2 separate regions of the Homo sapiens genome follow, and region 1 is linked to region 2. Evidence: chromatin loops called from intact Hi-C (ENCODE). Cell type or tissue: HepG2. All regions are shown on one strand. Each heading gives the region's core, and the rest is flanking DNA. Links, peaks and the distances in the headings are about the cores only. Region 1 holds the start of LOC105375547 (a long non-coding RNA gene). Region 2 overlaps OR2A14 (olfactory receptor family 2 subfamily A member 14).

Evidence for each region. A loop is a pair of places that touch in the nucleus more often than their neighbours do. Peaks named below come from ENCODE experiments on the same cell type or tissue, not always from the same donor. Only the 100,000 strongest peaks of a DNase experiment are listed, where the experiment ranks them.
Region 1: a loop joins it to region 2, with 23 times the contacts of the local background. A loop is called at or near these places in 4 of 110 quality-filtered maps.

Annotation. Positions count from the first base shown.
Region 1 is chr7:143,488,861-143,494,245 of GRCh38, reverse strand. The region is part of intron 2 of EPHA1-AS1 (EPHA1 antisense RNA 1); the gene reads right to left. It overlaps LOC105375547 (a long non-coding RNA gene), which reads right to left and starts at 1,269. Exons shown (of 2, transcript XR_928075.3): 1 at 1-1,269. It also overlaps the pseudogene OR2R1P. RefSeq lists a silencer at 1,976-2,270. In HepG2, for the core only: a CTCF peak has its summit at 3,345 (motif pointing left); a DNase peak (open chromatin) is centred at 3,335.
Region 2 is chr7:144,125,719-144,131,103 of GRCh38, reverse strand. OR2A14 (olfactory receptor family 2 subfamily A member 14) reads right to left here. Exons shown (of 2, transcript NM_001001659.3): 2 at 1-2,025. The coding sequence starts at 1,991. The coding sequence ends at 1,059. Among named protein-coding and RNA genes, the nearest start is that of OR2A14, 5.2 kb to the right of the region's middle. In HepG2, for the core only: a CTCF peak has its summit at 3,194 (motif pointing right); a DNase peak (open chromatin) is centred at 3,213.

The sequences.
Region 1 (5,385 bases), core at 312-5,311, 640 kb after region 2:
TTCCTCTGCTCCTTCTAGTAATTCCAGTGAAGAAATTAAAACTTTGTGGAAGATGGCCAAGAACCGGGAGATCAGTATTAGGAAAGCTGATAAAGAAAAAACTTCTAGTAATATGAAAATATGCAAAGGAAACACAACAGGAATGTGATGTGGGAGACCATCAAAGAACCTGCAGAACTATTTTAATGACTGTGAACTTGAGACTTCTCAATGGCTCCCAGGCCATGGATGTGATGATTCTAATGTGCGATGTGTCCTCACCACTCTAAAACTAGATGTCACTGTCACTAAAACTAGGTGTGTGGGAGGAGGGGTGAAGGTGCTTTCATTTTCTTCCTTTAGGAAGGAGACCAGGTTCTAAAATTTTAGTTTCTCTTTCCTATCTCAATTACTTTCAGTCCCTTCTCACCAGGTCAGAAAAGTAAATGTTTCTGAATCCCAACTTCTACTAAAAGTCCTCAGTGATGCCACAGCATTGAAGGGCAGTAAAAGATATAAAAGAGTTACAGAAGGGCTCATTATGCTAGGAACTAGAAGGACAATTAAAAGTTGAAATAAAATGTTTTTAGAATATGTATTCCACAGGGAACTTAGTAGAGGAGGGAGCTGTGGTTGCAGAGAAGTAGCTGTGGGGAAGAATGAGTAAGAAACACACCAAGAGCAAGTAATTTCCCTCTGGGGATGCCTAAATTCTGAAAAGTTATCAGCTAATACTGACAAAGTAAAGCCTGCATCACGAAGAAGAGGATGAACAACTGTATCAAGGACTTTCTAAGAGATGTACATCTCCACATTCAAAATGTCCTGTGCATGAAGTGAGCACTCAGCCTTGGTGAGTCACCCACAAGGAAGGCTAAGAGGAGGTGGTAGGAGGATAAAGCCCAAATTCCTGGGAGCACCCGGGACTGTTTTGTGATCCTCCACTGTTTTTCTCACTGGTTGTAGTTGGAGGCTCTTTGAATTCCTCCCGTGACCTAGATGATATAAATCAGTGTTTTCAAGCCACTTGATAGAGTCCTAGTTCTTGTCAGTCACCAAATCAACAGCATAAACTGAAGTGCTCAGTATATGTAGATATACATTTTAAAAACTAAAGAATGGAAGTCAAAAGGGAGATGACTCTTTTCTTGGCCTTGAGGCATTTCTATTCTGTTGGAGATAAGAAGGAATGGAGAAGGGCTTGGATTGGTATAAGAACCAAAGATAGACATAGACCTTCATCTTTTCTTGATAAAGAAGATGGTGAGAAGTGTCTGTTCATATCCTTCGCCCACTTTTTGATGGGGTTGTTTGTTTTTTTCTTGTAAATTTGTTTGAGTTCATTATAGATTCTGGATATTAGCCCTTTGTCAGATGAGTAGATTGCAAAAACTTTCTCCCATTCTGTACGTTGCCTGTTCACTCTGATGGTAGTTTCTTTTGCAGTGCTTAGGAAGGAGGCTTACGTATCAGAAGGCTACCAGCCTTTCAGCCTTGGCCCAAGTAGTTTTGCCATTTCTACTGGTGTAGTCCTCTTCCCCGTTTCCTTAGTCTCTGGTTTTGAGTCAATTAGTCCCGTTCATTGACACCTCCCCAATCAGCTATGTGTGAGATCTGAATCCTTTGAACCCAAAACCCACTAATTCATATCTCATTGCCTACAGTCCCACTAGCTATGCATGCTTAGAGCAATCAAACACCAAAGGATCTATTTTTCCCTTCTATACTACTTTAAACCACAGATTATGTATATTCACTTATCACAAATCTTTAGAGCTGGAAGAAATCTTAATGTACCTAATCTAACTTGCTCATTCTGTAGATGAAGAAACTGTGGCTTTAAAATGTAGCAATGTACCCAATGGATACGTAGATGGTTTCCTGATACAGCTTGAAGCCCAGGCCTCCTTATATGAATCTTAGCATACCTTAAACCTCATCTACTTTTTTAAGAGGCAAGAGCACTATTTCTTGTTTTTGTTTTGTTTTGTTTTTTGTTTCTACTTTATTATTTCTACAGATCTGCTGAGCTGATTACATAGCCAGACTCTATGTCTCCTCTTACCAGATGTCTTCATCAAGCTTCCTCTGAAAACTCCCCTGATAAGGTCATGATGACTCACTCTTTCTATTCTCCCTGCAGGCTGAGTTCCTAAGCAGGAGACCAGACTGATTGATTTGTTATCCCAATACCTTCCACTGGACCAGGCGCTGAACAGTGCTCAGTACATGTTTACCAAGGTGAGAAAAGTGGAATAAAATTCTCTGTCCCAAAAAGCTAAGAACGAGGCCATCTATCAATAAAAATAGTTTTTCATCATCTAAAAACATCACCAAAATGTATTGGAATAAAATAGTACTAAGTTCACACTGTGTGCAGAGCATGTACTACCTACTCACTGAGTACAGGTGAACCCTCTACTTTGATTCTTCACTATATTTAACAGGGTCTCTGTAATTAGGTGGTTTAAGCAATATAATGCATTTCAAGGGGCTTTATGACCCACATTCTGAAAACTTTCTGACGTTTATAGCACATATTCTATTGTTTCTTGTCCCCATGGCACTGGGTAGACTTTACCTCTGTAATTTGGACTTGTTGAGCATAGTAACAGCCACTTACGTTTACTTATACTTTACAAAGCACATTCATATTCATTTGTTCATCTGATCTTACTTAAAATGTTGTGAGATAAGCATTATTATTATTCATGCATTTCAAATGAAGAAACTGAGGCTCATAGAGGTCTAGTAAGTTGCACATAGCAGACTAATGGAAGAGGCAAACTCAAACTCAGACCCCTTGACTTATTTAAAGCTTTACCCCCACACCACATGTCTTTCTCTTCAAGGATAGATGGCTGTCCTGAGCTTCCCATCTGAGGTTCCTCAGGTGCCTCCCTTCCTAGACTACAGCTTTTCAGAACTCCTTCCCACCCTTCACTCATGGGCTTGGGTAGAGCTAGATGTGCAGGGCAGCCCTGACCCTTGTTCCAGCTTAGTCTCCAGGTAGATCTGAGACCTGGGCAAATCACCGTAGCCCTATTCCTTGGTTTCCTTGTTTATAAAATGAAAGGAATGAAACACTTAGCCCCTATATTTCTTTTCATTTTAAACAGTTGTGGTTACCTTCTGGAGGGTATCTCAATCCTTGAGGCCAACTCTGAAGGTGAAGATTCTGTCTATAGTAACAAGCAGCATACTGATCATAGTAGATCAGCATTGATCTACTTCTGCTGATACAAGGGAACCATCTCCCTAGGGCAGCAGTCAAAATTCCAGCCCCTGGCTCTGACCCTAGAACCTGATCTCCAACCTTGAGAACCCAAGGCCAGTTTCTATTCTTAGCAGTTTCTACAGTGACACCTTCTGGCCACTGCAGGACCAGGGCTGAATGGAGACAAGATGCCAGCTCCATCCAGGTCCTCTCTGCTCTCTCCCTCCACCAATGTTTCCAGCCAGAAGAAACATAAATTGAATTATGCATTTCAGCTTTCTTGCATTTTATTCTGTGGTTCTGCTCTCATTTTCTTAATGCAGATGTATGGCATTTGTCCTCTGGCTGTAGTGGCTTGCACAAACATGCTCTCATTAGATTCTCAGATTTGACCAAAATCCATTTTTAAAAATTTATTATTTGATCCTCTGGCACTGCTGATTTTCTAAACACAAATCCCTAACATTGAAAGGTGGAATTTCCTAGAGGTTGGTTGAAAGCATAGTGCCTGATATACTCAATAATGTTTTAATAAATGAATCAGTTTGTTAATTAAATTTTTTAAGAGCAGGAAATACATCTGGAGATTATATTTATATTAAGAAAAAGTGATGGCACTTAATTTTATTTTTCAAGAGGACCAGTCAGCATGGTAGAAGGGAGATGAACTGGTACAACCTTGGCTGACAAGGGAGAATTCACTCTGTTTGAAAAGATTCTGTGGGTTTCTATCACCTCATACTCAGTAGTAATACATGAGTATCATTGGTTTTCGAACGCTTGCATCACAACATTACTTTGTTAATCATTTGTTTAAACATCTAAATAAATGCCTGAAACTCACTATATAAATTGCATGTTATTAAGGAGTAAGGCATAACTACTGTCATAATTTAATTACAAAGCTCCAAATTTAATTAGCCAAATACTAACCTTGTTCTTCTCCTTCATAGCACTTAGCACAATTATACTTAATTAATTATTTGTAATTATTGATGTAATCTCTGTGTCCCTAGATAAATTATAAGAATCAAGAAAGCAAGGGCCCGTGTTTCTATCTTTCTTACTTACCAGCAGGTAACCAATGCCTGGCACAGACCCTGGCACACCAGCAGGGGATTAGTAGATATTGGTTTCAAGGACTTCAGCTTTATCTGGACTTGTGGGAGAAATGAAAAGGATGTGAGAGGATTCCTGTCTGGACTTAGTGGACCCTAGAAGAAGCAGGAAGAGCAGCTCAATCCAGAGTTAAGAAATGAGCTGAGAAATCCTAGGACATGCCTACAGTTCTCAAGTGTCTGATTACAATACTTTACCCACTGCTTCCCCACAGTGAAGAATCCTTCCTTTCTTTCATATCTTCCACATTCCTTCCCTCCTTTTCCATTTTCCTATTGTCTTTCCTTAGTTTTTCTTTGCTTCTTTCATCCTTTCTTCTCTATCATTCCTTCTACATTGATAGATTACCTCCTACACAACTGTAACTGTGATCGGTCCTCGACGTGAAAGGATGGCCAAAACAGGGACTTTGTCCTTCAGAACCTCTCAGAATTTGGTTTAGTGTCAGAAACCAAATGTCCTTTTCTCCAAGACCTTTGCATTCCCTCCTAACCACCTAGATTGAAGAAGTGAGGTTCAATGTCCCAACTGGGAAGGGACAACATAACCTGGGTGAGTGAGTTCATCCTAATGGGTCTCTCCAGTGACAGGCAGACCCAGGCTGGACTCTTTATCTTATTTGGGGCTGCCTACCTGCTGACCCTGCTGGGCAATGGGCTCATCCTGCTCCTGATCTGGCTGGACGTGAGACTCCACCTGCCCATGTATTTCTTCCTCTGCAACCTCTCACTTGTGGACATCTGCTACACCTCCAGCAGGGTCCCTCAGATGCTGGTGCACTGCACCAGCAAAGAAAGACCATCTCCTTTGCCCGATGTGGGACCCAGCTCTTTTTCTCCCTGGCCCTCGGAGGGACCGAGTTTTTGTTGCTGGCCGCAATGGCCTATGACCGCTACGTGGCTGTTTGCGACCCCCTGTGTTACATAGCAGTGATGAGCCCAAGGCTCTGCATGGCACTGGCAGCTGTCTCTTGGCTAGTGGGCCTGGCTAATTCTGCTATGGAGACGGCACTGACCATGCACCTGCCCACCTGTGGGCACAACGTGCTGAACCATGTGGCCTGTGAGACA
Region 2 (5,385 bases), core at 330-5,329:
AAGTAAGTACAATGTGATCACAGGAATTTGACTGCAAGACATGTCTAATCACATGCTCCCTGAGGCCCCACCCAGTGAGGGTCTCTAAAGTGGGATCAGCTGGAACTATGCTAGTTTTAAGATCTAGAACAAGGGTTCACAAACTACTGTCCCTGGGCACCATTCCAGCAGCCACCTGTTTTTACAAATAAAGTTTTATTGGAACACGGGCACACCCATTTGTTTACACATTGTCTATGGCTGCTTTTGTCAGAGTTGAGTTGTTTTGACGCAGAAGATGGCCCTCAAAGCCTTAAGCATTAACCTGTGTATCTTCACAGGAAGTGTCACTAATTATTGATCTTGAGGATGTGTACTATGCTCCTGTTAACTCAATGTGACTTGGCTACTATTGGCACAAACTCTGCTAGTATCGACCATTTCCAATATTAGAAATAGATTTCCAATAACCTCAATGATAAATAAGCCATTAAAAATTTCAGACATCTTAGTGGGTATATAATAGTATCTCATGGTGGTTTTAATTTACAATTCCTTGCTTACTAATGGTGGAAAGCAGCATTTGTATGTTTATCAGCCCCTTGTATTTTCTGTAAGAGTATATGTTCACATGTTTTGCTAATTTTATAAAATTTGGTTGTTTATATTTTTTATTGCTGATTTAAAGGAGTTCTTTCTATGTACTGTATGAACAATAGTTCCATTTCTGGGTACATGTAGTTTCCATACGATCACTTGGTTTGTGGCTTGCATTTCTTCTTTCTTAATGGTGACTTTGATGAGCACAATGATTAATGTGAAGAGGTCCTATATTTATCGAACTTAAAAATTTTATATCTAGGGACTTTTGTGTCTTCTTTATGAATTTATGCCTATCCAGTATTATAAATGCATTTACCTATCTTTTCTAAAAGATTTGTGTCTTCAGTTTATATGTATAGGTCTATAGTATTCCAGTTTAAGGTAGCATTTATTCTAGCAGAAGACAAAAAAAAAAAGCCAACTTCTATATTTTGCAGGGAGCAAGGCTCCCTCCCCATGGTTCCCTTTGAGATGTCTCACGTCAGCCTCTCCTTCCTCAGTGCCCTCCTCAGGGCGCCCTTGACCTCTGCATTCCTTAGGCTATATATCAGGGGGTTCAGCATTGGATTGAAAAGGCTGTAAAACAGGGAAAGAACTTTCTGCTGCTCCTCAGGATGGCGGGACTTGGGGGCCATGTACGTGACAATGGCGCTGCCAAAGAAGAGTCCCACCACGCAAAGGTGGGAGGAGCAGGTGGAGAAGGCCTTTCTGCGGCCCTCCCCAGACTGGATCCTCAAGATGGCGGCCAGGATGCGCAAGTAGGAGACCAGCACCAGGCAGAGTGGCCCCACCAGGATGAACACGCAGGCTGCAAAGATGACCACCTGGTTGAGCCAGGTGTCAGCACAGGCCAACTTGAGGACAGACAGGATTTCACAGAAGAAGTGGTTGATTTCATGAGGCCCGCAGAAGGGCAGGCTCAGGATGAGAACTAAAGGGACCAGAGCCAGGAGGAAGCTGAACACCCAGGAAGCCACAGCCAGGACAGTGCACACTCTCCAGCTCATGAGGCTATTGTAACGTAAGGGGTGGCAGATGTCCGCATAGCGATCATAGGACATCACCACCAAAATCAGACACTCTACGTGAGCAAAAGCCAAATACAAGAATGTCTGCATTATGCATGGAAAAAAGGAGATGGTGCTTTCCTGGTTCATAAGATTCGTCAGCATCTTGGGGACATAGTTGGAAGCATAGGATATGTCAACAATGGCCAGGTGTGAGAGGAAGAAGTACATGGGTGTGTGAAGCTTACAGTCCAGGCAGATAATCCCAAAGATGACCCCATTCCCCAGCAGGGTGAGTGTATAGAAGGCAGAGAAAAGTCCACAGAGGAGAATCTCCAGTGCTGGACCAACCTGGAATCGCGGCAAGGTGATGTCTGTGATCCATGTCTTGTTGCCTTCCATGCTCTTGTGGACATCTAGGACAGGAAGGTCAGAGCTGTGGGCCAGTCAAAGATGCACAGAGGGAGCACTTAGAAATTATAACTTTGAATGAATTTTCTAGAATTTATTCTCAGATATGTTGCCAAAACTAACCAAGTGTGCTCATAAAAATGAGAAAAAATCGCATTGTATCAATGGAATAATAAGAATACATACATGTATATGTGTATATATATTTGTGTGTGTATGTGTACATGTATATAACATTTAATAAAATATAACAAAACAGGATCTATTATAATATACCCTACATAAGGGGATACACACGCACATGTGTTATTTTGAAGAACTCAAGTATCCTTGCTTCCCTTTCAGTGTGAAATCTTGATTTTTACGTAGTTTGAGAAGAGAGGACCTTGACAAATGTTGCATTATGAGGTGGTTTCACTTGCTCATCCTGCTTCCTTCTCAGTCTGAGATGTGCAGGGACGGGGACCCTCTGTTTGCCATGGGCTTGCTCACTGTCCCTCACCTCCTCACAGGCTTTTCTACCCACTTATTTCAGATTTGAAATCACTTTTAAATAGCTTTCAATTTTGTAGTTTCTTTAAAGCTTTCTGAGATAAGACGCTCCTTTTCAGAAGCTGGCCAGTACTCCCTAGCAGCAACTTTAGGTGCCTCTTTTCCATATCTGGTGTTTGTAGTTTTATTTTGAGAGTTTTCCTTACTTCTTCATCAGCATCTGTTATTGTAAATTAGGCATGAGTGAAATAATTCTTGGCTACATACAATGAATACATGTATATATCTTTAAAATAACTAAGCATGGTGACATTTCTGAGGTCTTTTAAATAAGAAATTCAAAAGAAAAACCAATTTACATTAAGTGGTTACATTTAAAGATGATCGCTGTATCGTAATTGTATTTTATTGGACTCTTTTCTCGATTATAACTTAATATGTTGACATCTCTCAGAGCTTATCTTACTTTCCAGTGTGACAGAGTCTTTTGTCATCAATATATTCCCAGCTATGGCAACTGGGGTTGCTGTCGGTTCCCCTAACTGTATTCTTCTCCATCACCTGTGATCATGCCAGCAGCCCTGTTGCTGTTCAGATGGAATCTGAGCATGTGATGGGGATGGGATCAGGTGCAGCCCCAGCTGGTGAGCTCTTTCTAAGGAGCTCTTCCTGGAGGGTCTGGGTCTATCCAGCCAGCAGGGGGCGACCAAGGGCCATGAACAGGACGGATGGCCTCATCAGGTGGAGAAACCATGTGACCTGGTGCTGTTCTGTTAACACTTCACATTTATTCCAGAAACAGCCTGAGGACTATCTTTATTTTCAAATCAGGCTAAAGGTTCAAATCCAACAGGATACTTTTAAAAAAACAATTTTGATGTCTTTTATTTTAGTAAATACGTAGATCCTCAAATTTATATATTAAAATAGGGTATTGTACAGAGTATTTAAACATTACAATTTTTCACTTAATATAATACTTTTCCTGTATCGAAATTATATTTTATGGACATTATTTTAAAGGGGCACAATATTCTGTCACAATTTACTGAATTTCTTACTGTTTGAATTTTTGTTTATTTCTTATTTTTATTGGCATTGAGATACATTTCTCTTAAACTTAAGATTTGCCTATATTCATAATTATTTATTAGAACATATTCTAAAAGTGAAATTGCAGATGCTAAATATACAGACATTTCTAAGGTTTTTATCCCTATTTTAACTTCCATCTAGAAAATCTGACCAATTGCAATTCCCTCCCACAGTGTGTAAGAATCATGTCTCTTTGCCACATAGTCAGTACTAGGCATTACCAATTACAATCTCTGTTACTTTCATAAGCAAACAATGTTCTGTAACTTATATTTGTATTTTGTATATCCCTTAACGAATGATCCTTGAGTGCATGATCTGTTTCAGCCACTGTTCTAAGCTTTAGAGGCCCAGCTGTGGATGATGTAAACACATTCTGAAAGGGAGGCAGATTATAAAGAAGTAATATTAAGGTGATGTGCTTCTCTTCCACACCTCACATTTCTATTTAGGGAAGGAAACCTCTATGCCCCTGGATAAAATTGTTTTAGAGTATACCTGCCTCTCTCTTTCCCCTAATTTATATGATTTGTGAAACAGGAAAGAGAAACTGAGGGTGACCTTTCTCTGTTCTCTGTTTCACCTGCATGCATTTCTATCTGCTTGGGATTAAGGTATCAGGAGCATGTTCAGTCCCATTTGGAGGTGGGGAAGGGGTGTCAGCTAATGGTTGTGATTTTAATTTGGAGAGAAACTTTGTTGAAAATATAAACCATGCTTTTCAACAGACTTTATTAATAAAATACCTTTTTGAATTATATCCGATTCTTTCATGTATTATTCAACTCATTTTTTCCAGACTTGGAACAGAGAGAGGGCATGATTCATTACCACTGTAAAAGACCAGGAGTAAACAAGTAAAGATAATTGCTGGCCATGAAAAGAACAATGAAGGAAATAATCTAGGTAAAATAATAGAAAGCTACTTGATTTGAGGGGGGTCTCCTTTAGATGGGATGGTTGGAAAAGGTCTCTCTTAAGAGGAGACAGGTGAGTGGAACCTAAACCATGAAGGCCACAACCCTGCCCAGAGCCAAAAGAGGATCATTCTCTACACAGAGAACAGTAATGGAACAGTAAACGCAAAGTCTCTGAACAAGATGCACTTGGTGAGTTCTGGGAAGAGAAAGAAAGAAACACAATGTACCTGAACCATAGTGAGCAGGAGATTGTACTTATTCTTTGTAACCTTGTTTATATTTTTAACAATCTGAAATTGACATAAAAAATTCATCAGTTTAGCTGATATACTTTTGACTTTATAATAATTGATTTACTTTTAGATTCATGAAAGCAGAATACAGTTAAAAGATATGTATGTACAGAACTTCCAATGAGCACATATTTGAAATAGGAAACTGTTTAATTTTCTGCACAATATAATTTTAATGCCAGAATGGTAGTTGTCAATTTTTGGACACAGCAAATGTTGTGTTAATGTCCCAATGAATCAAGCTGAAAAGGAGAAGCCTTTTATCCCTGAGACCTCCAAGCACATGGATATTTTGCATATTTTTAGTCCCTCCTGGCTCCCATCTGTGGTGTACACATCTGTGCTCCTACTGTTCCAAGGCCCAGTGACCTAGGTAGCAGGCATTTGGATGCTTTAGGAGTAAAAAAAAAATCCAGTCATTACCAAATAAATACAATTGTTTGGTTAATCTAAATTCATAATTAAGCAAATCTGGGTTTATAGTTTTATTTGTAATTTTTGTAAAGTAAGGAATTTCGGGGAAAAAAACCCCAGCAGCCTAGAATAAACTATTTCTAAAGAGCAGGAATAAAGAAAGAAACAAAT